Linked DNA regions of Mus musculus: region 2 is linked to region 1. Evidence: chromatin loops called from intact Hi-C (ENCODE). Cell type or tissue: left cerebral cortex. All regions are shown on one strand. Each heading gives the region's core, and the rest is flanking DNA. Links, peaks and the distances in the headings are about the cores only.

What was found. A loop is a pair of places that touch in the nucleus more often than their neighbours do. Peaks named below come from ENCODE experiments on the same cell type or tissue, not always from the same donor. Only the 100,000 strongest peaks of a DNase experiment are listed, where the experiment ranks them.
Region 2: a loop joins it to region 1, with 4 times the contacts of the local background. A loop is called at or near these places in 3 of 42 quality-filtered maps.

What each region holds. Positions count from the first base shown.
Region 1 is chr8:125,178,666-125,190,469 of GRCm38, forward strand. The region is part of intron 9 of Disc1 (disrupted in schizophrenia 1); the gene reads left to right. Among named protein-coding and RNA genes, the nearest start is that of Disc1, 130 kb to the left of the region's middle. In left cerebral cortex, for the core only: CTCF peaks have their summits at 4,228 (motif pointing right) and 5,424 (motif pointing right); DNase peaks (open chromatin) are centred at 5,444, 5,988 and 8,398.
Region 2 is chr8:125,248,333-125,260,136 of GRCm38, forward strand. It overlaps Disc1 (disrupted in schizophrenia 1), which reads left to right. Exons shown (of 13, transcript NM_174854.2): 12 at 2,616-2,733. Among named protein-coding and RNA genes, the nearest start is that of Gm30713, 130 kb to the right of the region's middle. In left cerebral cortex, for the core only: no CTCF peak of the experiment used is centred there; DNase peaks (open chromatin) are centred at 5,964, 6,760 and 7,091; H3K4me3 peaks cover 1,477 bases; H3K27ac peaks cover 2,301 bases.

The DNA of each region.
Region 1 (11,804 bases), core at 1,540-9,539:
AGAATTTAAATAATGTAGGTGGTAAATGAGCTGCTTTTCATCGCTACAACAAAATATTCGACTAGCTGGGAAGGAGAGGATGTCTTTTGTTCCCGGTTTCAGAGGGTTCAGCCCACGTCAGCAGACACCATTGCTTCTGTGCCTGTGCACCGTGGCATCACAGCAAAGGGGCACGGTGGAGCAGGACTGCTCACCCCATGGTGAATGGAACCAGAGACTGTTGCAAGCTCTGTCTTCTTTGCCAGTCCTTTATCCCCACGAGACCAGATGTGGCTGTGTGTGACTGTTGACAGTCCTCCTGGAAGGAGGGAGTAGGGAGAGTTATTGGACCTTGCCTGAGTATCTGACCTCTCCCAGGCCGAGTGTAGGGGTGATTCCTCACTGTTAGAAGTAGATGGGCCTGTGCGGCAGGTGGGTGAAAGGCTTTTGAGAAATGCTCTTGCTGGACTTTTCATAGTTCTGGGTCTCACAGCAGAAGTCTTCTGAAAGAGTCTGGCATCCCAGAGAATTTTCTAGTACTTGAAAAGAATTAAAGACTTTGACAGCCAAAGACACATTTGGCATGGCACCAGAGCAAGAGAAGACTGTGTCAGAGAAGAGGGACGCTTCCAGAAACTCTCCAAAGTTGAGCTGACAGGAGGGGGAAGGTCCTTCAGGAAGACTTTAAGAAAACAAAGGTTCAGTTTCTGTCTCTCATTGCTTCGTGCCGCTATAATTTTGCCCAACGAGGACACTGTACTCATTTAGACTTATCGCTGCTACATATCCCCACCCCTCTCATCCCTTGTCTGTGTTTCTTTGCTCTGAAGGAGGCTGTCTCCTACCTGCAATCCCTCGCTGCTTTGCTCTTTGACCTGGGTTCTGTCTTTCCAAACCAAGGCAGCTGCTTCTATCTGGAGCCAGGGGCGTCTACACCCAAGAGTCCAGCAGGCAATGCCTGACCACGTATCAGATGCTTCATGGGCCACACATCTGAAAAGAATTCCGAGCCGCATCCATTGCCTTTGCCTTTGAGTGAAATCGTTTCTAAAGAAAGTCTTCAGCTTAACTTTCTTCTCTTTCTACAAATGTTGCCATAGGCAAGCCCAAAGAACAGCGCCTTAGCAGGTCCTCCCTGCTCAAAGAACAGCTCCCCAGTAGGTCCTCTCTGGCTTCCTCAGAGCCTCCAGGGACCCAGCGAACATTTGGACAGACATGTTGCTTTTGGAAATATATCAGCCCAGTAGACAGATTTGCTAAGTCATGGCTGTAATAGTCTTAATGTGATTTGTGACATAGGATGGTGATGTTCCTGTCACTCACCAAAGCCCTTCCCCAACAGAAACGCTCTGAGTACTATATAAATATCATTTAGCCCGTGTCCCACATTAGTGGTCCATTGTGGGGAAACTGAGGCCTATGAGTGAGACACGCCCGTGCGCATACTGATGGTTGATTGCTAGCATGTGCCGGTTTCCCATCTGCAGTGGGCGTGTGGGTAGTGCATGATAGAGGTTGTCAGTCTACTTAGTGAGGGGTATATAAGACAAACAGCCACTTGATTAGTGGGTAGTAAAAGACAAATACATCATTAGTGATGAAAGAGTGTCCCGTCATCACAGTACGTACAAAGTTCATACCGAAGTCCCCTCGGGGTCTACAGGCTCATTGCCAAAAACCACCAGACTAATAAGAATTCCATTATGATTGACACGGTTTATAAAACTTTTTAATGAAAATATAGTTTCATGTCAAACTCAGATAAATTCGGACCCTGATTTTTAATAAGATGGTAGGGTCTCTTGCAGATCCTTTGGGGAGATTGAATCATAAAGCTGTCAGGAGGCAGATCGCTGTGTCTTTCCAGCGCTGGGGTCTTTGCCATTCCATCTGTTCTTTGTAATGAGTCTTTTGGTCCCCATCTTCAGAAGGGTAAGAGGACTAAGCAGCCAGACTCTGTCTGCTGCCCCGAGATGTAGTGTAGATGGCATGAGTCCTGCTGTCCTGCCCGGCAACTGTCTTGGGGGCAGCGGGTGAGAAGGCTTGAAATCAATGGCTCAGATGGGGGAGCAGGCGAGAACACAGTGAACTTAGTTATTAATTCTTGGGGAGCACCCTTTATATCCTCCACTGCATCCCACTGGTCCCAAGCAAGCATGTCTTCCAAGTGGCAGTTCCCGATTGGCTGTCATTGTCTGCATCACCAATCTTTAGGCTCTCAGACAGTCTTCAATTAGGTCCTCAGGCAGAAGTTGCCTCCATGGCTGCATGGCCAGATTAGAATGCTGAGTCCATGGGAGACATAAGAGGATCTTGAGTTCCAGGCTAGCGTGAGCTATATAATGAGACCCTGTATCAAAACTCTCTCTCTCTCTCTCTCTCTCTCTCTCTCTCTCTCTCTCTCTCTGTCTCATAGGGAGAGGTGCTGATACTAAACTCTGGTTCCCTAATTGATTCTTGACTTAGTTGATAAAGGAGGTCGGGAGCCAATTGCTGGGTGGAAGGGACAGGTCCTTCCTGGTCCCAGGAGGAAAAAGAGATGCAGGGAAAGAGAAGGCGGTTTCTGGCCAGGCTTTGGAAGGAGACGCACAAAAGAATCATGCAAGATCTTGGGGAAGGTAGAACCAGGTGGCTTCCACCACCAGCTCATAGCAAAGGAGGTTGAAGGAAGCTAGTCAATAAGTTTAGGGCAGGAGATTCTGTGCTCAGCAATTGTGTTAACAGGCAAATTCTAAAGTAATAAAGCTGTCTGAGTGTTTTTCATCCATGGAGCAAAGGTGGAGGGAGAGAGAGAGAGAGAGAGAGAGAGAGAGAGAGAGAGAGAGAGAGACCATGTGGATGATGGAGGCTAGGTGGAGCTAACCTGGGAGGAACAAGAAAAAAAAAACAAAAACAAAAACGGAGAGGGGCCAGAGCAAGGGTGGCAGCCCCAGGGCTGAGGACACGGGCAAAGGCAATAGTGTATTTTTTTAAATTACATGCTATACACATTAGGCTGGGAGATATCTCAGTGGGCAAAGGGCTTATTGCATAAACATGGTTAGAACATGGTATCTGGTCTCTCCTTCTGCACCCGTGGTTTATTCTGTAAAACAAAGCAGTATTATAAATATTCTAAGACAGATATTTTATTTCTCAAATTTAAATTTATTTTTTTCCACTGATCATAAAAGCATGAAGATATCACACATTTGCAGAGTACCATGTGGTGTCCCACCACGAGTGGAATACTTAAATCTGATTAAATCCCCCTCTCTCCTCAGGTGTGAATTCTTTCTCTTCTGTATGTGTCAGCGGACATTGAGCTCAGGGCCTTGAGTGTGGTGGGCTGAACACGGGGTACAACTGAGCTTAGCTCTGTGCTCTTTCTAGTTATCTGTTTCTTTCCCATGTGCACACACGTGCCATAGTGCATGTGTGCTCAGAGAACAGCCTGTAGGAGCAGGTTCTCTCCTTCTGCCACTTGTGTTTCAGGGATGAAACTCAGGTGATCCAGCTTGTCAGCAAGCCCCTTTATCTGCCGAGCCTCTTGCTGGCCCAGCTCCATATTATATTTTGGTGAAAACAACCAAACTTCTTTTTTTTTCAGGTTTGAAATAATTATTATTGTTATTTATAGTTAGTCCATTGATAAAAATTTGACCATTAGGATTGGGATCTTGGTCTGAACTAGTCTCTTCTGGAAGTTTTTCAGTGTATCTAGTTGGGGACAACGCCATGTGTGGGGATAGAGCAGAGCCAGTCCTGTGTCTACCCATGTCCCTGGGACCATCACTGAAACTGAGAGAGACACCTGTGAGGCCCTGTGCCAGAGAAGAACTTGAGGCTAGAGAATGTCTATTAACCCAGAGAGGGCCCAGGTCCCCCAGACAGTTCCATGCAAGTCCAGTCTGGTGAGCCAGTGAGTCTATCAGGGTTACATGCATGGGGCACAGAGACTGAGGGGCTGAAGAATTCCCACCCTGTCGTGGGCGAGGACTCTCAGAAGCTGCACTTCTGCAGTTCCTCATAGACTGATGAGTCTCCTCTAGTGGGCAGTTGTTGGTTGATGATACAGCCTTGAGAAGGAGCCTGGGAGTCCTGTAGGTTTCACGAGTTTCCCTGCTCCTTGTAAGAGGAAATTTAAAAAAGATTTATCTTAAGTTTAAGAGTGTGTGTGTGTGTGTGTGTGTGTGTGAGAGAGAGAGAGAGAGAGAGAGAGAGAGAGAGAGAGAATGAATGAGTTCTCCAGCACGTGAGTTCAGGTATCATGGAAGCCAGAAGGGGGCATCAGAAACCCTGGAGCTAGAATTATAGGTGGTTGTGAGCTTCCTGATCCGGATACTGAGAACAGAACTCATGTCTTCTGCAAGAGCAGTAGGTGCTCTTCTCTGCTGGGCTGGCTCTCCAGCCCGGAGGGAATGCCTGAGTAACATTCTGTGTATGTGCCCAGTAAGCTTTCCCAGAACTGAGTCTGTGTGACACTCCTTGTCTGCCTCTGAAGCATATTTACTACTCTCAGTCTTCATGTCTGGAAAGACCCCTGAGCACCCTGAGCATACAGGCCAGTTACCGTCTCCACACTGGCTTGTGTCTCTATCACCGTGTAAGGGAAGCTGACAGAGCGAAAAGATCCCAGAGACTCACACAGAAGGGGGTCGATCAAGTCTTTGTCCGGTTATAACTTCCTTTTGAGGCAGGGTCTTTCTCCGTAGTCTTGACTGTCCTAGAGCTTGTTACGTAGGTCAGGCTGGACTCAAACTCACAGAGATTCCCTGCCTCCTGAGTGCTGGGATCAAAGGTGTACACCACCACTGCCCAGACCAAGAATCTTTAGTCCAGTGAGCACTGGGATGTCTTAAAAGAGTAATACTACTAAGGATGATGAATCTTTCAAGAGAAAGTTATCTTTTCACCTAATATATACTTGTGTTGGCATAGCAGTACACAGCTTGGCATGCCTGCCTAGCCCTGCAGGCCACACACACTGAATTTCTGCTTCCTCCTCACAGCTCTGCGTTCCTCAGGCACCTCCCCTTGTGATCCAGTCTCTCTTTTACAAACAGTGCACAGAACCTCTACGGGTGAGGGGCAGCTCTGGGCCAGTGGTCCCTTTGTCCCGAAGTTATATACAGGATCTTCTCAAGATGTGGGCCACTGGAGGGAGATGCCATCTTAGAGGATGGGAAGTCTGACCTGGCTGCTGGCTTCTCAGCCAGATCTTAGAAGAAGAGGCAGGAAGAAGGATGGTAGGAAACTACAAAGAAAAAAAAAAGGGAAGAAAACACAACTCTACCCGAGCTACCGTGCTCTGCACGGACTGGACTCCCCTTGTAACCCGGGTGAAGGATTGTAACTAAGTTGTGATTAAAACCAGGAGTGAGAAGGGTTGTAAATAAGTTGTAATTAGAGCCAGGAGTGAACTCTCAGGAAGGGATCAGGAGCAGCGCCACCCGGACTATGGCCACAAGAGGGCGCTGTGGTGAAGCTCACCAGCCGAGGCTCTCGCTGCTGCTGGGAGCCAGTCACAGAGAAACTCCAAGAGAGGGGCATTCTGGGAGCTCGTCTGTCACCTTGAGAGACTCAATCTTTCTCTTGTAAAACACAGAATAAAGTAACAGATACATCAGCACAGCTGCATGCCTTTTGAGCATCCTCTCCATCCTGGCTCTTGGCTCTGAGCGGTTGTGCCGGGTCCTGTACCCTCTGCGCACCTGCCTTGAGACATCTATCTTCTTAACAGGCTTGATGACAAGGGATATTTTATTTAAACCCTCTTTCAGAACCTTACATTGCTTTTCCACTTGTCTAGTTGGTCGTCAATTGACCTGTCCTTGTGGCAGGAAGTGAAGATTTAAAGAAAGATTGACGAAGATGCCTTTGCGGCTCCTGTTCGGCACAGACTTGGGTCGATGCCTTTGAGGTTCCCTGTACAGAGGACTCTGTACAGTGAGTGGTTGGAGCTGCGTTTAAAAGGTAATAATAGAGGCATGAGCCAGGCACCAAGGAGAAGCTCAAAGCTCCCGTGCCAGCCGCGGGGAACCCCAAACTGATTGCTTTAATTAATTAGGCTGCTGGCAGAGCTGTGGGGCAGGAGGAATTCATCTCCAAGCCTGGTAAAAGGCTGAGGACGCTGGGTCTCAGGCACTCAGCCCTGCAGTTCATGGTTGTTGTTGTTGTTGTGTGACCCACTGGCTGGCTGTTTTCCTCTCCTACAGTGCTGTTAGATTTTCTTAGAAAGTAAGTTACTTATTTGACCTGTGTGTGTGTGTGGGGGGGGGTGTATATATGTAGGGGTTCATGTGACATGGCACATGCATGTGAGCCATCCTGCTGGCCCTAGGAACAAAGATTTTTAAGCCCTCCCAGAGGATGATCATTTCTATTGAAGTAGGAATCCAGGTGAGGCAGCAATGAGAATAGGGGTGTGGCTTAATGTGGGTGTGGCTTAGTGTAGGGGTGTGACCTAATGTGGGTGTGGCTTAGTAAAGACTTGTCTTTGTGGCCATTAACCCTCACATTGCCAACATGGCTTAGACTGTCTTTGGAAGGGGAACAGGAGACTTCAGAATCCACTGTCACAGTCTGTCACTGGGCTTCAGGGAGGGTTCTCCCAGGCCCACCGAGTTCTAAGATCCCTGTATAGGTGGCTGTGATTAAGATGGGACAGACTCAAACTCAAGATGCCACACATCACACATCGTGGGGAGTAGAGCGTTTTGAAGGCAGCCATGTGCCACTGGCTGAGCTCCAGGATGGGCAGAGAAGTGAGTTCCTAAACTCCAGACCCTCTGCCACCCCCTCTACATGGGGCTCCTTCCCTCCTCATAGATCCTTCCACTGCCGGCACCAACGATGACCCCTTTCTATCTTAGTTATATGGTATGTTTCTGTGTGTGTGTGTGTGTGCATGTGTATTTTAGTGTGTGTTCATGTGTGTTTCAGTGTGTGTGTGTGTGTGTGAAGGTGTAGTGTATATATGTATGTGTGTATGTGTGCATGTCTGTCAGTGTGTATGTGAAGATATGTGTATGTGTGTGTGTGGTGTGTGTGTAGTGGTGTGGTATCTGGGGTCATGGGGATGGCAAGCAATGCTCAAATGTTTTAGGTCACCCAATGGCATCTATTCAATAGACACCTTTGCCTGCCACCCTGGTAACCCAAGACCATAGGTTCCATAGCTATCTGGCCCCTAAGCATTCCTGAGCAGATACCAGGGACCCCCTGGTTGTTTTAGATCATGTATCAGGTAACTGTGTGGATAGCAACTGAGCCTTCGCTCACTGAGAGACTCATGAAGTAGCCATTGGCCCAGGCATGGGGGTGTCTTTGTCTAGCAGGTGTTATTGATCTGTTAGCCCATGGGTGAGCTCAGGAAGGCTATGAACATTGCCCAACATATTTGTAGATGTCAGTGTTGTATTGCAACTTGGAAAGTCGGGTGCTCTTAGTAGAAGGATCAGTACCCATCTCTCAGAAAGACGCTGTCATGTTTACTTTTGTACTTGACCCCTCAGTGCATTGAATTATACAGGTATTTTACCTCCTTCAGCATTGACTTTCATTATTGTTAAACACACACACCACACACACACATTACACACATAGACACCACACACACACAGAGGTACATTACACACACAGACACCATACACATACACACTCGCACACACATACACACCTAGAGACACGTGGACACACACACAGACACACATAGGCACACCACACATACAGACATACAGACACACCACACATACAGACACACAGACACACCATACACATAGACATACATATATAATACACACAACACATAAGACACACACATACACACAGAGCCACATACAGACACACACAGACATGCACACAGATATCCAAACACACACAGAGACGTACACACAGAGACACACTCAGACACATACACACAAACACACACACAAACACACAGAGACACACAGTCACACACAAATACAGAGAGACACACACAAACTTACACACAGACATACACAGAAAGACAGACACACACAGAGATACACACACAGATACACACAGAGACACAGACACACACACACACACCACCTCTATCTTAAGTGTCCATGCTGTGGGTTCTTGTTGCAGTGGTTTTTCTTCATTTGCTTGGGAGCTCCTGTGACTCCCAGCTCTTCTGATATCAGACACAGCTGCACATCACTCTTGATCTCGGGACCCTACTTCCAGTTCCTAGCCGACTACAGAACGAGGGGACTGTGCACAGAGAAGGGCTTCATTCCAGAAAGGCTGTGCCGGGTGGGTCGCTGTCTCGGAGGAGGCTCCAGTGTTTGCTGTCTGTTTTCCGTTCCTTTTCCCGTCGTCACTGTTTGACACTCTGCCGTTGTTTGCCCACTGTTGCCTGTGTGTCCCTCTTTCCATCTGTTCTTAAGAAAAGTTTTATTTTAAACCACCCCAGACGACAGGAGCTGGGTCTTGACAATGCTTAGGGTGGCAGGAGAAGAAAATCCGTATGGAACCGCTCCCCTCCCCCTCTTCTGCCTCTGACAGACTTCTGTTGGGGAGGCAGCCTGCCTCCAAGATAAGTGCAGGTTTCAGAGGTAGGTTCCCTGCGCCCCAAGATAAGCAATTATTTAATAAATTGGCTTTGACATGAGCTTTCTCTTTTAATACTTCCCTTGCCGTTGTAAGATAATCTCCTGCATGTGATTTCCCATTGCTGGCGTGATGACCCGCTGTGGCTCACCTCGGGAGCCTCTGCCTCTTCCTCAGGTGACAGATCCACGTGGAGAGAGATGGCCAGATGTTGGGAGGTTGCTCTCTCGGTTCAGTGCTTGCTATGCAAGCATGAAGACCAGTGTAAAAGGAGAGAGGGAAGGGGGGGGGTGAGGGAGAGAGGGAGGGAGAAAGAAAGGGACAGACAGACAGACAGACAGACAGAGGTGGCGCATGCTTGTGATCCCAGTGCTAGGGAGGCTGAGGCATTGGAACCTCTAGGGATTTATAGTCAAGAGGCTGAGTTCCAGGCTAACAAGATACTCTGACTCAAAAAGAAGGTGGATGGTGTCTGTGGATGGCGTCTGTCTGCAGATGGTGTCTGTCTGTGGATAGCGTCTGTCTGCGGATGATGTCTGCGGGATGACTCCTGAGGCTGTCCTTTGGCTTTTTATCTAGACATTTGTGCACTTGTGTGCTCACTCACACACACATACACAGCACACAGGCACACACTATACACACACACCACAGACACACACCACAACACACATACACACACACTATATACACATATATACCATACACACATACCTCAGCCACACACACACCACACATACATACCACACACACCACACACAGGTACACACCACATACACCACATGCACCACACACACCATACACACTACACACAATGCAGCACACACCACACACACATACCACATACATATACCACAACACATATATACACACACTATACACACATATATACCACACCCCCCCACAGCTATATACACACCACACATACACACCACACACACTACAACACACACACCATACACACATGCACACCACACTGACTCACATACATACACCACACATACCACATACATGCCACACATACACACCCACACAGTATCCCCACCACCACATATACACCACACACACCATACACACACCATATACACCACATACAGGCATTCATACCACACACATGCCACACATACACACCACACACAATATACCCCACCACCACCACCACATATACACCACACACACACACCAATGAGGTGGGCTTGACTCCCTGCATATGTGGCTGTGGAAGGGGCGCCAACCCCAACGCTTATCTCACAAACTGTGTCTTCCCTGTCAAGTTCTGAGGAGCACTCCAGTGTGGAATGACCATTTAAGGAGATCTGGGCAAGCACAGCCTTTGATCTCCTGTGGATTCAGAAAGGACTCAGGAGTTAAGGGATCATTCCAGTAGTCAGCGACTGGCTGGCATCTGTGCCTTCCAAAGGCTGCACAGGACAGACCCCAGAGAGAGGAGTCCCAGAGAGCCCTGGCAGGGGCATTCCGTGCTTCGGGCTGGGTAGCGAACCCACTGCAGCATCTCACGGAAATCTGCAGGGAACCAGCTGAGGGCTCCTGGGGACACACTGGGGAGGGGAAAGACCCTGTGTGACAGGCTGCTGTGAGGGGCTGGGTACCGGTGTTTGTCTGAACTCTAGCTGGAGGGAGGATCAGGGTACCGGTGTGGTGTCAACAGGTTTAACTGAAGTCATCACAATGCCTTGGTGAGCATCAGCAGGCACGGGGCTCAGAGCCTGGGCTCTGGGTGATCCAGCTGCTGTGATGTTCTGCCTAAGCACATGGGGTCAGTGGCCCATGGTGTTGGAATAGCCAGCACGCCATGGTGGACCCATGTAGGAGAACCAGGTTCATTCTGTGAGCCAGGACATGGAGATACAGTACGAGACTAGTCACCTTGAAGGGCACACCACCAATGAGCTAAAGACTACCCATTGGGTAACCCCAAAGTTCTACCATCTCCCTATAGCACCCAGGGGCGACCTGTGGGGAGCATTCATCTGACAGACAGCAGTCCTATAGGAGGCTTCAGGTGATGGGAAGGGCAGGAGGAGCCCTTGGTGGCACTGTGGCTTTCAGTGGCCACCTTTTGTGGCTGTACAGAGAGCTACAAACCTCAGGCTGATTGGCTCAGTCTGTTGTCAGGGTCTCCAGCTAGGTGGAGATAATCTTGTGTTTCACCTCCTTCTGAAAAGGCTGGGAAAGGGAAGGGTTTTCTCCTTCCCTCCCTCCCTTCCTCCCTCCCTCCCTCCCTCCCCCCTTCTTCCCTCCCTCCCTCCCTCCTCCCTTCCTCCCTCCTTTCCCTCCCTCCCCCCTTCTTCCCTCCCTCCCTCCTCCCTTCCTCCCTCCTTTCCCTCCCTCTCCCTTCCTCCCTCTCCCTTCCTCCCTCCCTCCCTCCCTCCCTCCCTCCCTCCCTCCCTCCCTTCCTCCCTCCCTTCCTCCCTCTCTTCCTCCTTTCCTTCCTTCTCTCCTTTTATTTCTATTTTTAAGCTAGCAATCGTCCTTTATTAAGCATCAGAAAGATAAATCACAAATTGACTTCACAGTGTGTAAATAATCTGGGGGAGGCAGAGACCAGACCGGGAGATGAGACCTCGATGTCTACGGCTGATGGTCCTATCTATGCCGTGCTGAATGCGAGTCTCCTATGGGGACATTTTCATTATCCTAGCCAATTAAATTAAATAAATTTAAAAAATAATTATAACAACATTGGGTTTCATTTAATAATAGGATGTTGTTCCTGTGATATCTCTCCTGTAATATATGACAGACAACTAACATTGTCTGTTTCAAAACTTGGTATTAATGAATGTGTCAGACTCTTGTTATTTTGGGGCAAGGTTTCACGTAGCCCAGGCTGGCCTTGAACTTACTACATAGCTGAGGGTGACCGGAAGCTCCTGATCTGCCCATCCACTAAAGGAAGTTTCCCTTTTCATGCTTTGTGTCCTGCTTCCTGCCACCTTAGAGTGTTTGGTTTTCAGGGTCTCCTGATGCTGCCCTCATCTTCAGGGGAGGGAGGAGATAGGATGAAGTAAGACAGAGGTTAGGGAAGGGGGGGTGGGAGAAAGCAGGGGGAGGAGAATGGGAAGGGGAAGATAGAAACAGAGAGACGGGGAGGGGAGAGAGAAGGAGAGAGGGAGAGGGGGAAAGAGATACAAGAGAGACATAGGGAGAGGAGAAAGGGGGAGAAGGGGGGAGAGGGAGAGGAGGAGAGACAGAAGGAGAGAGAGAGAGATGGAGAAAGGGAGAGAGGCACAGAGAAAGGGGAG
Region 2 (11,804 bases), core at 1,893-9,892, 70 kb after region 1:
GGCCTAGTTCTGGAAGCTTCTATCTTCTGTACAATCTAATGTAGGCCTAGAATGTTTTCAGCCTCTGAGACTTGCTTTTGAATAAGCTCACCCTTTCTTGTTCTTTCTGAACTCTGGCTGGCTGGTTTAACTCAGCTGTCCTGGCTCAAACAGGTCTCCACACTGACTGATTCAATCTGGCTTCTCAGCCTCTCCTGAATTGCTCTGCTTGGCCTCATACTAACTTTGTCAATGTGTTCTAACCTTCTGGTTCCTTCTCATTCTTGGCTTGTTCTGTGTTTACCTGTGTCTAGTTTGTTCTCTCTTCAGCCTGTCTCTGTGAACCTGTCCTGGTAGAACTGCCTCCTGTCTCTCTGCACTGCCTCCTGTCTCTCTGCACTGCCTCCTGTCTGTCTCTCTGCACTGCCCCTCTCTCTCTGCACTGCCTCCTGTCTCTCTGCACTGCCCCCTAGGTAGCTTCCCTTTCCTCTCTCTTCTCCTGAGAGTTGGGCGTATGCTATTCTGTCAGGTCTCTCTCTAATTGGTCATTTTTTCTGCCACTTAATTAGACATCACTTTTAAACATGGGTGTTTCCTTCTACAAACTAATTTTACCTTCATGGTTTTGGATTCAAGGTGTGTGCTAAGGGCATGTCCATATTCTATTTCAGCTAGAGGATTAAAAGCCTGTGCCAAGGCTGAGCCACACCACAACTAGAAGCAGGTTTTTTTTTTTTTTCCCTCAGTAAATAACACAATCTTGGAATTTACAGAGTGATCAAATACTCTGCAACAATTAGTTGCAGTTTTTTAGTAGCCTGTCCATTTAATCTGTAGAACCTTAATCCCTATGCAAAATTCTTTTAATCGGCTTTCTGAGTCTTTCACACTTAGCTGGGAGAACATTTATCTTCATATTGTAACTTTAATTCTAAGCCATTTCTTTCTCATTTTCTCCTTTATTCTTGGATCCTCTACTCTCTGGTTTCCTTGACCTTGCTCATTATTGTTAAGAATTTGTGACCCAAGTGCTGCTCATGGAGCCCTGGGATGAATGGCCAGCCTATGGCCCATATGTGAGTTCACAGCTCACGTCACTCAGGTCTGAGCTGATGCTCCACAAGGTAGGCTTGCTTGGGGCCTGGCTTAGAGGAAGGCAGAAGAACTTGTACTCTCAGGAAGACAAGGAAGAGAAAGTGATAATTCAGGCTACCCTGGGCAAGCTTAGTTTGTGGGGAGAGTCTGGAGGGACAACTGAAATGCTGCTTAGACCAGCCAGTGCCACAAAAACCTTTAGACTCTGCCGTGCAGTGGTTCTGCAAAACAAACAAACAAACAAACAAACAAACAAAAAAAGTGGTATAGAGGTGGCACCTGCTCGTGTGTGGGATGAGCTGTGAAGGGGAAATACTACAGGACCAGGGAGCTTTAAGATTTGTTCTTTGAACCATGCTTGTCCCATGCCTGATGACCAGTGGGGACCTGGCACCATGTCAGACACCATCACCTCTGTCACAATCGGGTATGGTGGCAGATGTTTGTGATCTCTGAGCTGGGGTAGCAGAGACAGGTGAGTCCCCAGGGCTCTCTTGATAGCCAGCCTAGCCCAACCATTCATGTCCAGACCAATGAGAGAGACACTGCCTCTCAAAAACAAAACAAAACCAACCAACCAACCAACCAACCAACCAACCAACCAACCAACCAAAGCACCCCACAGGCTGGAGAGATGGCTCAGAGGTTAAGAGCACTGACTGCTCTTCCAGCGGTCCTGAGTTCAATTCCTGAGTTCAATTCCCAGCAAACACATGGTGACTCACAACCATCTGTAATGGGATCTGATGCCCTCTTCTGGTGTGCCTGAAGGCAGCTACACACACACACACGTATATATGTGTATACATATATACAGACATATATGTGTATATATATATGTATATATATATATATTCTTTTAAAAATAACAAAAAAATAAAAACAACAACAAAAAACCCCAAGGTCAATGACACCCAAAGAATGGTGGTTGAGGTTGTCCTCTGGCATCCACACACATGAACACACATGGGTATGCATACCCTCCACATGAACATATACTCATACACACATGAACATGTACACTCAAGAACGAATGAACTCATTTAAGTAAATAAATAAGCAAACTAAATCTCCTTCAGAGTCCAGCTGTCAAGGGCCAAGTCTGGTTTGCAGACAAATTCTGAGTGCCCTGTTAAATTCTAGTGCCCTTAAAATATCCCTCTGACCTTCTCTGTAAACCCAGTCTTCCTGGTGACACCTCTGCCCAGTTTGTTACCATTTCTATCATGTCGTGAATTGTCTGAAAATTTAGCTGGAAAACTCAGGCCCCCTCAGAAAAATCTGTCTGGGGAGCCTCCATGCTAAAATCAGTCTTTGAACAGACAGGGTAAGGCAGGGACCCTAGGGCCTGTGTGCACACAGTTTATCCTTCAGTTATGACTTGAGTTTGGCTCCTGCACTCTCGAGAGTGACCTCTTAGAGAAGTGGTATCTCTGTCAGGTTTCCCACGGAGGCACGGAAACCAGGAGAGCTATCCACGAATTCCGACTGCACACATAGCATCCTGTAGCTGACTGACACATCTCTCATTCTCTGACCAGGATTCTCACATCGTTTCTGCTGAAGTTGGAGAAAAGTGCGAAGCCATAGGCGTGAAGCTCCTACACCTGGAAGACCAGCTTCTCGGAGCCATGTACAGTCACGATGAGGCTCTCTTTCATATCCTTTTCAGTCTCTCGGGAATTGTTTTACAAAAGGAAGTCTAAAAGTGCTGTAGTGCCTTCCCATGCCCTAGCAGCTGGAGGAGACTGTTGATCTTATCTGTAGTCTGGCACATCTTGGGTCTGTTAGCCACAGAGTCTGAGACAGGCACACAGCAGGACCAAAGCAAAATGGAGGCTTTGGCAGGCATGAGGATGGGTTTGTGTGGCATAGAGGAACAACCAGAAAGAAACAAAGCAATTTTACTAGCTCACCTTCTTAAGGACCTTTACAATACCAAGAGTTTCCAAAGCCTTCTTTGAAGTCCTTTTTTCTGCCTTCTGCCGGTCATAGATAGTGGGGTATAAAAACTAACACCATTGTGGGTACCTTCTTTCTGCTATCTAACACATGCTCATGGTCAGGCTTCACAGAGTCCTCCTTGGTTCTGATAATCATATTTTCTTGCACCAAACTCAGTATCTTATGCCACACGACAGACACCTACATCCAAGAGACATACGGGCTCACTTGTGTGTGCAACAGGAAGCATGCATCCCTGGTGATGTGTGCATGCCTTTGTCACTGGGCAGCTCTTTGGAAGGGTGTGGATGAATTCTGTTCTAGTTTTATTTCTAGTGGCTGTTGATAAAACACCCTGACCAAAAGCAACTTAGGGGAGGGAAGGTTTGTCTGGTTCACACTTCCTGATTAAATTTCATCACTGGAGGGGAGGTCAAGGTAGGAATTCAAGTGGCTAGTCTAGTCAAGTCACCTCATGCCCACAGTCAAGAGCCAAGAGAGAAGCAAGTATGCCCATGCTGCCTGCCTGCTTAATTAGCTTCCTCCTCTCTTGTACAGCTCGGGCTCTTAGCCTAGGGAAAGGTGCTGCCCACAGGCCAACCTGACGTAGACAATTGTTCAACTCAGTGATTCTAGGTCTGGGCAAGGTGTTAGTTAAAAAGTTAACCATTTCAGGAACACGGACGGGGAGGGGTGCTTACCTGCCCTGATTCCCCTCAGGGGTTCACTCACAAGTGGCTTGCTGTAGCTATGGTCATCTACTTTTCTATTACTCTCTCTTCAACAGCCTGGCTTTTTTTTTTTTTTTTTTTAATGTTTGCGGGGAATGTAGGCATTTTGGTCTTTGCTTCTCATAGCCTGACTTTTTAGAACATTGGGTCCATTTTGCTTCATCTCCATGCATATATATTTAAGTAGCTTTGAACAGTCAGAGATTGGTCTCATTCAGAAGAGTTCTGATGAGCGGCCAATCGTGGCGTCAGTGTATCTCATGGTAACTTTACATCTTCCCCCTGCTTATGAACTTAGCAGGATGTTCCTTGATGTTCCTTGAACGACTTCTGTTGCCATTTCCATGGTTTGTTTGTTTGTTTTTAAATCCTGTTCTGCACAGTGCCCTGCCTCTTCCAAGTGCAGAATGCAATCTGCAATTGGTCCAGGAAGCAGGAGAAGGAGGTAGTGTGTTAGTAGATCACACAGACTTGAACTTTCTAAGGGACAGGCGTCTATGAAATAGGACAGTGATTATTGCCAGGTAATGACACAGAGCCAAACACTGTGGTGGGGAGGGTTGTCACAGGATTTTCCCTGTCCAATTACATTAAGTGCAGGGGAGGCCTGTGACTGGACAGGGAAAAGGGAGGCAGATCAAAGAGTTACAGAGACAGAGAGGTCTCAGGAGGAGAGAGGAGGAGGATGGAGGCTGACTTGGTGTTATCAAAAGGTTAGAATATTTGGGTTAAAGCTTTATCATTATCAATTAGTTCTGAAATTATTTATTGCCATCTTGTAAATTGTGCAATATTGATACATAAATCTAATTGGTTAACTAGAAGCTTAAGAGTCTTGATTTTACCGGTTACTGGGTATCGTGTTATCAAATTTTGAGGATGGTTATTGGAATGTGGGACAAAGCGGTGGGACCCAGCTGGGACATAGTGTTGTGGTCCACCAGTGCTGGTACTAGAGTGGGAATGTGGCCCGACGGGGTCAGAGAGTTGGCAGGTTGAAAGAAGCAGGAGTGTGGAGAGTTGGCAGGTTCATTAAATATTTCCCATAACAGTGGGGTTTGTCCCAGGTCTGCTGGGGTGGGGAGGTTTTGGGACAGCTGAGTGGGGTGTGGCTCATGATCCAGATCATGGTGAGAGGGCATGACACCTGATGATGCGACCCAGGGAGATGAGAATTTGTGGTGTGGCTTCTAGCATCTTTAGTGGCTCAAGAAGTAGAGATCTCAGGCCAAAGGTAGGGGGTGTTAGACCAGGATTAGGACCCTTGGGGCCTGTCTTTGTTAGGATTTTACTGCTGTGAACAGATACCATGGCCAAGGCAATGTTTACAAGAACATTTAATTGGGGCTGGCTTATAGGTTCAGAGGTTCAGTCCAGTATCGTCAAGGAAGGAACATGGCAACATCCAGGCAGGCATGGTACAGGAGGAGCTGAGAGTTCTACATCTTCATCCGCTGGCCTCTTAAGAGAAGACTGACTGACTTCTAGGCAGCTAGGAAGTGGGCCTTAAAGCCACACCCACAGTGCCACACCCACTCCAAGGCCACACCTCCTAGAAGTGCCACTCCCTGGGCCAAGCAAATACAAACCATCACAGGGCCCATCTTTGATGACCCGCTTACACCAATCAGGAGCTGCCTCTTAAAGGTTTCACAATTCTGCCAAACAGCACTACCACTGCGAACAACTGTTCAAGCATTTGACCCTGTCCAGGACATTCCATACCATGCCACTAAGAGTAGAAAAGTGCTGGGTTGGGTACTGAGTCAGCCCCTCCTTAGATAACATCTACACCACAAACACACATTTATCCCAGCTTTCCTCTGAAATCCAGCCCATGTTCTGTGTCACTGAACGAGAATAATACATAGAGTGTGTCTTTAATCTGAAGTAGCACTTGGATTCCCGTATTACAATGGGCCCAAGACAGGAAGCCGTGTTCACAATGCTCCGTGGGGTTCCACAACAAATAAAAGCTGTTGTTTCAAATTAGAATTTATCAAGGCGTCCAAAGAGGCTGCAGGAATCCCCCAGCCAAGCTCTGGCTGGTGTGTGTTTTCGTTTGTGATCAAAGGCACAATGCTGAGCGCTGCTGAAAGAAAAAGCTCGCAACTAATAGCATAGAAGAGCAGCCGCAGTGAGGGTGGCATCTCTCTTGATTCTGTTAAGCCGGCTGCCAGGACCCACTGCGCATGCGTAGCAGACGATTGCTGTTTAATCCAAGTCCACACTGGAATGTGCTGACGTAAACCCACGGGGGACACCTTTCTGGAGGACTTGAGTCCCGGATGCTGTGGCTGCCCATTCTTCCTGGGGTTAGAGCCCCCTTATCGTAAGCCACACGCCTGCAGGAGCAAAGCAGGTGGTGTACCAGCGAGCCATACACAGAGGGGCGGGCTGGGGACAATACTGCGGGGGCTTCTAAACCTTCTGAAGAGTTCTTGCACAGTCTGTCGGTGTCAGAGCCACAGCAGCCTGCTGGGTGGTAGAGGAAGGCTGGGCTGGCAGATCTGGGGATGGAGGAAAACAGGCTGCCTCTTTGTCCTCCTGGCAGGCTTCCTGAGTTACAGGCATTGTGAACAACTCAAACCATCAGCCAGAGGTGACCGCTTGCTCGGTTAACTGGGAGAGCAGGCGGTGGGGAGGGGAGCGTGGTGCCTCTGGGGAGAGGACGGGGCTGTGACTTCACTCTAGGCATGCTGGGGATCCATTAGCAGTGGTCTGAACCTGAGGGATGATTTCACAGGTTCTGGATTCTAATTAGCAGCTCCATTCCAAAATCCCCCTTGAGTCTGTGTAACCGTTCCTCCACGTCCGGAATGCCTCCATTGGAAAGCTTTTAGGCTTTGGTGAATTGTTAAGCAGGACTTGTTTTTCCCCTCCTTTTTTTTTTTCCTCTGACTTCCATAGCTCACTATAGGAGGAAAGGATCATATCCTGGCATCTCTCAAAGCCCCGGGCAGCTCTGCCAGCCTCTGCTGAGTCATGGATGAGCAAGGACCAGGCTGATTCTATTTACGTGGTATTTGCATCCCTGTCCAGAAGCCTCTTGGGAGCCTATTCTCTCTGCTCATTGGGAATGCACGGTGCCCAGTTGATTCGTCTTGCTAGTCTTGATGGCATGCAGAGACTAAATGTATCCAGGCTCATGAATAAACTCCACAGCCCCAAAGGGCTCCTGTCTGGTTCCACTTTCCAGTGTGTAGCCCGAAGAGGCCAAGGTAACAGAGCTGAGGGGCGATTGCCCTGTCTCCTTGGAAATGATCTTTTGCTTCTAAAACCAAAGAGCAGGAAGGACGGACATCTGTGGAGACCTTCAGTAATTTATAGTGGGGGAGTGCAGATCTGGGCAGGCTGCTCTCCGAGGCACCACTGTGCTCAGCTGATCGAGGGTGGCAGCCTTGTGCTTCCTTCTCCTTTCTGCCAAGGTCTGGGTACAAAAAGTTGGAGCAGACAATGTGTGCAGAGCAAGATGACTCTGCTGCCCATGGGACACAGTGTGAACTTAGCATGAGGCTGGTGACACGGTCTCTCTGTGCACGTAGCAGGTCCCTTTGCCACCAGTGGAAAGGGGCTGGGTCAGGTGTCTGTAGGTCCTTGGTGTCTTACTCAAAGCATCGAAATTAGTAGATACAGGTTTGCACAAGTAGCAAGAGTGCTTTTTTTTTTTCACCAAAAGGCCAGAAAATGTGTGTTCAAGAATGAGAGTGGACATCATGAATGTCAGTACTCAAAGGCCCTGAGGGTTCCTTTCATGGAGATAGAGAGTGGGAATTCAGTTTCTAAGGATGTCCTTTGTGTGGTTCTCTATTTTAACTACATAGTTTAAGTTGTATATTCTTCTCTCTCGTCTCTTCTCATAACACATCTGATGTCAAACATATGCCAGGTTACATATAGGCCTACAATGGAAAATAGGGGATTCTCCCCGAAGGTGCACTTGGAGGACACAGTTTGCTTTATTGTACATGCATCTAAAACCAGTCTAGCCCCTCCTACTGGGATAGTTGTTAAGGAGATGAGAAACTGATTTCATTGTTCAGAGAGGGTGGTGCCTGCAGCTCTAGGCAAGTGGGGGTTCTAGGTTGGCAATAGATTATCCAGTGCATTATTCACAGGGATGGATGCGCGTATCACTTGTAGGCGAGAGTCCTTTGCTGAGAGCATTGCTAGAAGAGAGCTATATGCACAGCCCAAGCCAAGTGGAGTCCTAGGTTGTTAAGTGATTCCCTATGCTTGCCTACTTTCTGGGTGTGTGTGGATAGGGCTTTTCTCCTGACTGCTCCTCCCCCCTACACAGGTCAGTTTTCTGCTGTAGTCCACATTGACTACAGAGGATCATGCATTGCCTTTAATCCCAACAACCTGGGAGAGTTAGACAGGAGGTTTTCAGGTTCAAGGCTAGCCTTAGCAGCTTTCTGAGATTCTTTCTCATAACAAAATATAAAAAGAGGGGTTGGGGATTTAGCTCAGTGGTAGAGCGCTTGCCTAGCAAGTGCAAGGCCCTGGGTTCAGTCCTCAGCTCTGGGAAAAAAAAAAAGACAAAATAACAAAATATAAAAAGAGAGTTGGGACTCTTGATTTCCAGAGGGGAGGGGAGGGGATGTGGTGGGAAGGGCCATGTGTGGCAGAGACTAGGAGGGGGGCCTTCAATCAGAATATAAAGGGAATAAATACATAAATTAATTAGTTAATGGGAAAAATACAACAAAAGAGCTGAAGTTGTGACTCAGTGGTCAAATGCTTGCTTAGAATGCAAAGCCATGAGTTCAATTCCTAGCATTCCCCCCCACCCCCGAAAAAAAACCCAGCAGTGTGAAGTAGACCAGTTCAGGTGACTGTGTGCATGTGTACATCTTTGTGTGTGTGCACATGGAAGTCAGAGGTTGGTATCAGATGTCTTCAACTGCTCTGAACTTTATTTTTTAGGACAAAGTCTCACCGATCCTGGGGACTGCCACTTCAGCTAGCCTGGCTGGCTAACGAGTCTCAGGAATCCCCCTGTCTCTACCTCCTCAGCACTGTGGCCACATATGCCACCCTGCCTGGCTTTTTGCCTAGGTGGTGGAATGGAGGTCTTCCTGCTTGCACATCCAGTGTTTACCAACTGAGATATCTCAGCAGCCCTGAAAACCCTTTGTACTTTCACTAAACTGCATCATCAGTGAGACAATGTTACAGAATTTTTTTTTTCTAAATGCATGATTTGCTGTGGCTCCAAGTACATAGCTCTAGCCCTGAACTCTGAACGGCAACATCAGTGGGACAATGTTACAGATTTTTTTTTTCAAATGCATGGTTTGATGTGGCCCCCAAGTGCATGGCTCTTGCCTTGGCCTCTGAACAGTGACTCAGCCCATTTCCCATTAAGTTTCATAGATTCTCCTTTACTGAGTTTAAAGTTGAGTCTGCATGCTCAGCTTAGTACAACCCTGCAGTGCCAACACGAGCTACATGGCAAGAGACAGTCTCCAAACAAAACAGCCTTGAGTCCTCTACCCCTTCCTTTTACACCCCCCCTCCCCCAAACCCCACCATCCTGGAGGCTTCTCTCAGCACCTGGCAGCCTGCTTTCTCAATTCTTTGCTCAGATCAGTTATCAGGGAGATATTCTCAGCACCTTTCCCCATTAGAGTCCTCTGTCTTTCTCACCCTCAAAGGTCCTCATTAGTCTCTCTGTCCCTTTAATGATCCTCTGCTGGACAGCCAGAACACTCGGCTAGGCCTCCGGTCTGCCATCTCTCTGGAACTCTCAGCATGGCCAACAAGCCATCCACATGACTTTATGTTGGCTCTCTGCCCCCCTCTAGGTGTTTAGACCCCACCAAGAGCCAATTCTGGGCTGCTGGAGGCTAAGGGGGACATCTGATACCCAGTAGAGGGTAAGCAACAGCCAATCTTTTAAATGAGAAAAGAAAAGAGAGAATTCCTGTCTGCATGCTCCTTTCTCCCAAGTGTAGAGTGAGACACAGTTGTGAGGTTTTCTCTGTCATGCAGGTGGATTTAAACATGACATGCATGCATGGGCATCTGAAAGGCATGGGAGACCTGATCTTCTACCTTCCAGGGCGGCTGTCTGAAAGACAGCACATTATGTCCTCTTGAAATTGTTTTCTAGTCTTACGTGGCTTATCTCTGGAGTATTTCTTCCCAAACTATTTCATTGAACTGCTCTATAACTGCCTGGCCCCCAGTTCCATGTTTTATTCTGGATTCTTCCATTTCAGCACACATCACCCATTTACACAACACACACACACACACACACACACACACACACACACACACACACACGAGGGTTTGAACGTTTGTAAAGATGACCATGATATTTTAAAAGATTTGCTTTTTGTTGTTAAGTGTGTGTGTGTGAGAGTGTGTGTGAGTGTGTGTGTGTGAGTGTGTGTGTGTGTGTGTGTGTATGTGCACATGAGTGCATGTACCTGTAGAGGTCAGAAACGGTGTCACATGGACCTGGATTTGCATGTGGCTCCAGGATGTGTATATGCTGGGAACTACACTGCAAGATCTCTCTGCAAATTCTCTCTTGAATTGCAAATTCTGCAAATGCTCTCAGCTGCTGGGCCATCTCTCAAGCCCCTATGAATGTGATTTTAATTGTATTAGTGATTCTTATGCCAAAGGCTTTGTAAATGATGTTTTCAGCCATTGTGCTGGGAAATAAGCCATAAACCTCATGGTACCTTACAAAAGGCTCTCTCTCTCTCTCTCTCTCTCTCTCTCTCTCACACACACACACATACACACACACACACACATACACACAAATGCACACACATACATGCTCACATGCACACACACATATACACACATGCTCACAAATGCATACGCGCGCACACACACACACAAGCAACCTTAGGCCCTGCCTCTGTGACTAAGCTGTGAGAGTCTGTCTCTTACAGATGGGACAATTAAGTACACATGATGTAATTTTCCCAACTTCCCAGGGGACTTGCATTCTCAGATCCCATCGCACTGACTCTTTGGTGCAATAATGGAAATTATTATGTGTGAAGCTGATGTGTTAATTTAATTTTATAACTTAGTCTTTTCCTCTGGTGACTTTTCTCTGTCTTTAGCCTTTTTTTTTTTTTAGTTTGCTCTGTGGTCCCAGACATTTCCGAGTGTCACTTTTTGGCTTCATGACACATTCCCTGTAAGACCCTGTCATCACTTGGCAGAGTCTAAAGTGCTGTGCAAGTCCAGGCCAGTGTCAAAGGTAATCAGAGCCCAGGACATTGTCGGGACCACTGTGTACTCCACTTGCTCCTCACAAAGACCAGACCTGTGACAAATTGCAGCTTGGTGTTCAGTCTGCAACATGATTTTGGCTTTGGTGAAGTCACATGGCTCCCTCTCCCCAACTCCCCCCCCCCCCCCCAACGCCCAGCGATCAGTAGATCTTTCCAGAGGTCTGGAGAAAAAAACCAAAACCACAAAAATCTTTCTACAACAAAATTCAAAGGCTCTTCACTAGAGCCCTTCCTCTCTTGCTCTATGCATACTGCCCTTGTTCCCCTCAGGTTCAAAGGGTGCAAAGATGGTGGCCATCTTCGGAGTGCATGTACATGACGCACAAGTGAAATTGGCTGAATCTTCCAGAAGATAAAAAGTACCTGAACTTTCCAGGGTGAATTGATGTGTCTGTTTAGGAAAGGCTTATTTGCATAATTCCTAAGATCCCTGGGAGTTCTTTATTCTAAAAAGAGTAGGAGAATTTTTATTAATCAGACCCCACAGGTGTGGCTTTCTTTAGCCCCTGTGCTGACATGGAATGTGAGGAGAACAGCATTGTAGTGCAGGTGACCTGTGGCCCGCTTGGTCTTTGCCCTCTCCACAAACTCAGCTTCCTCCGTGTCTGACCCCCGTGGCGGCTTGACCTTGCCTGAAGACTTAAACGTAGTTAGGGTCTACCAACTTGTTTCTACTTTCCCGTTGTCTCTACTGGATGAGGCAGCATTTTCTGCTGTCTCAGCCCAACTCTTATGTTTGTACAGTGGCCCAAAAGGAAGAGACAGAGGATCTGGTTATATGGGA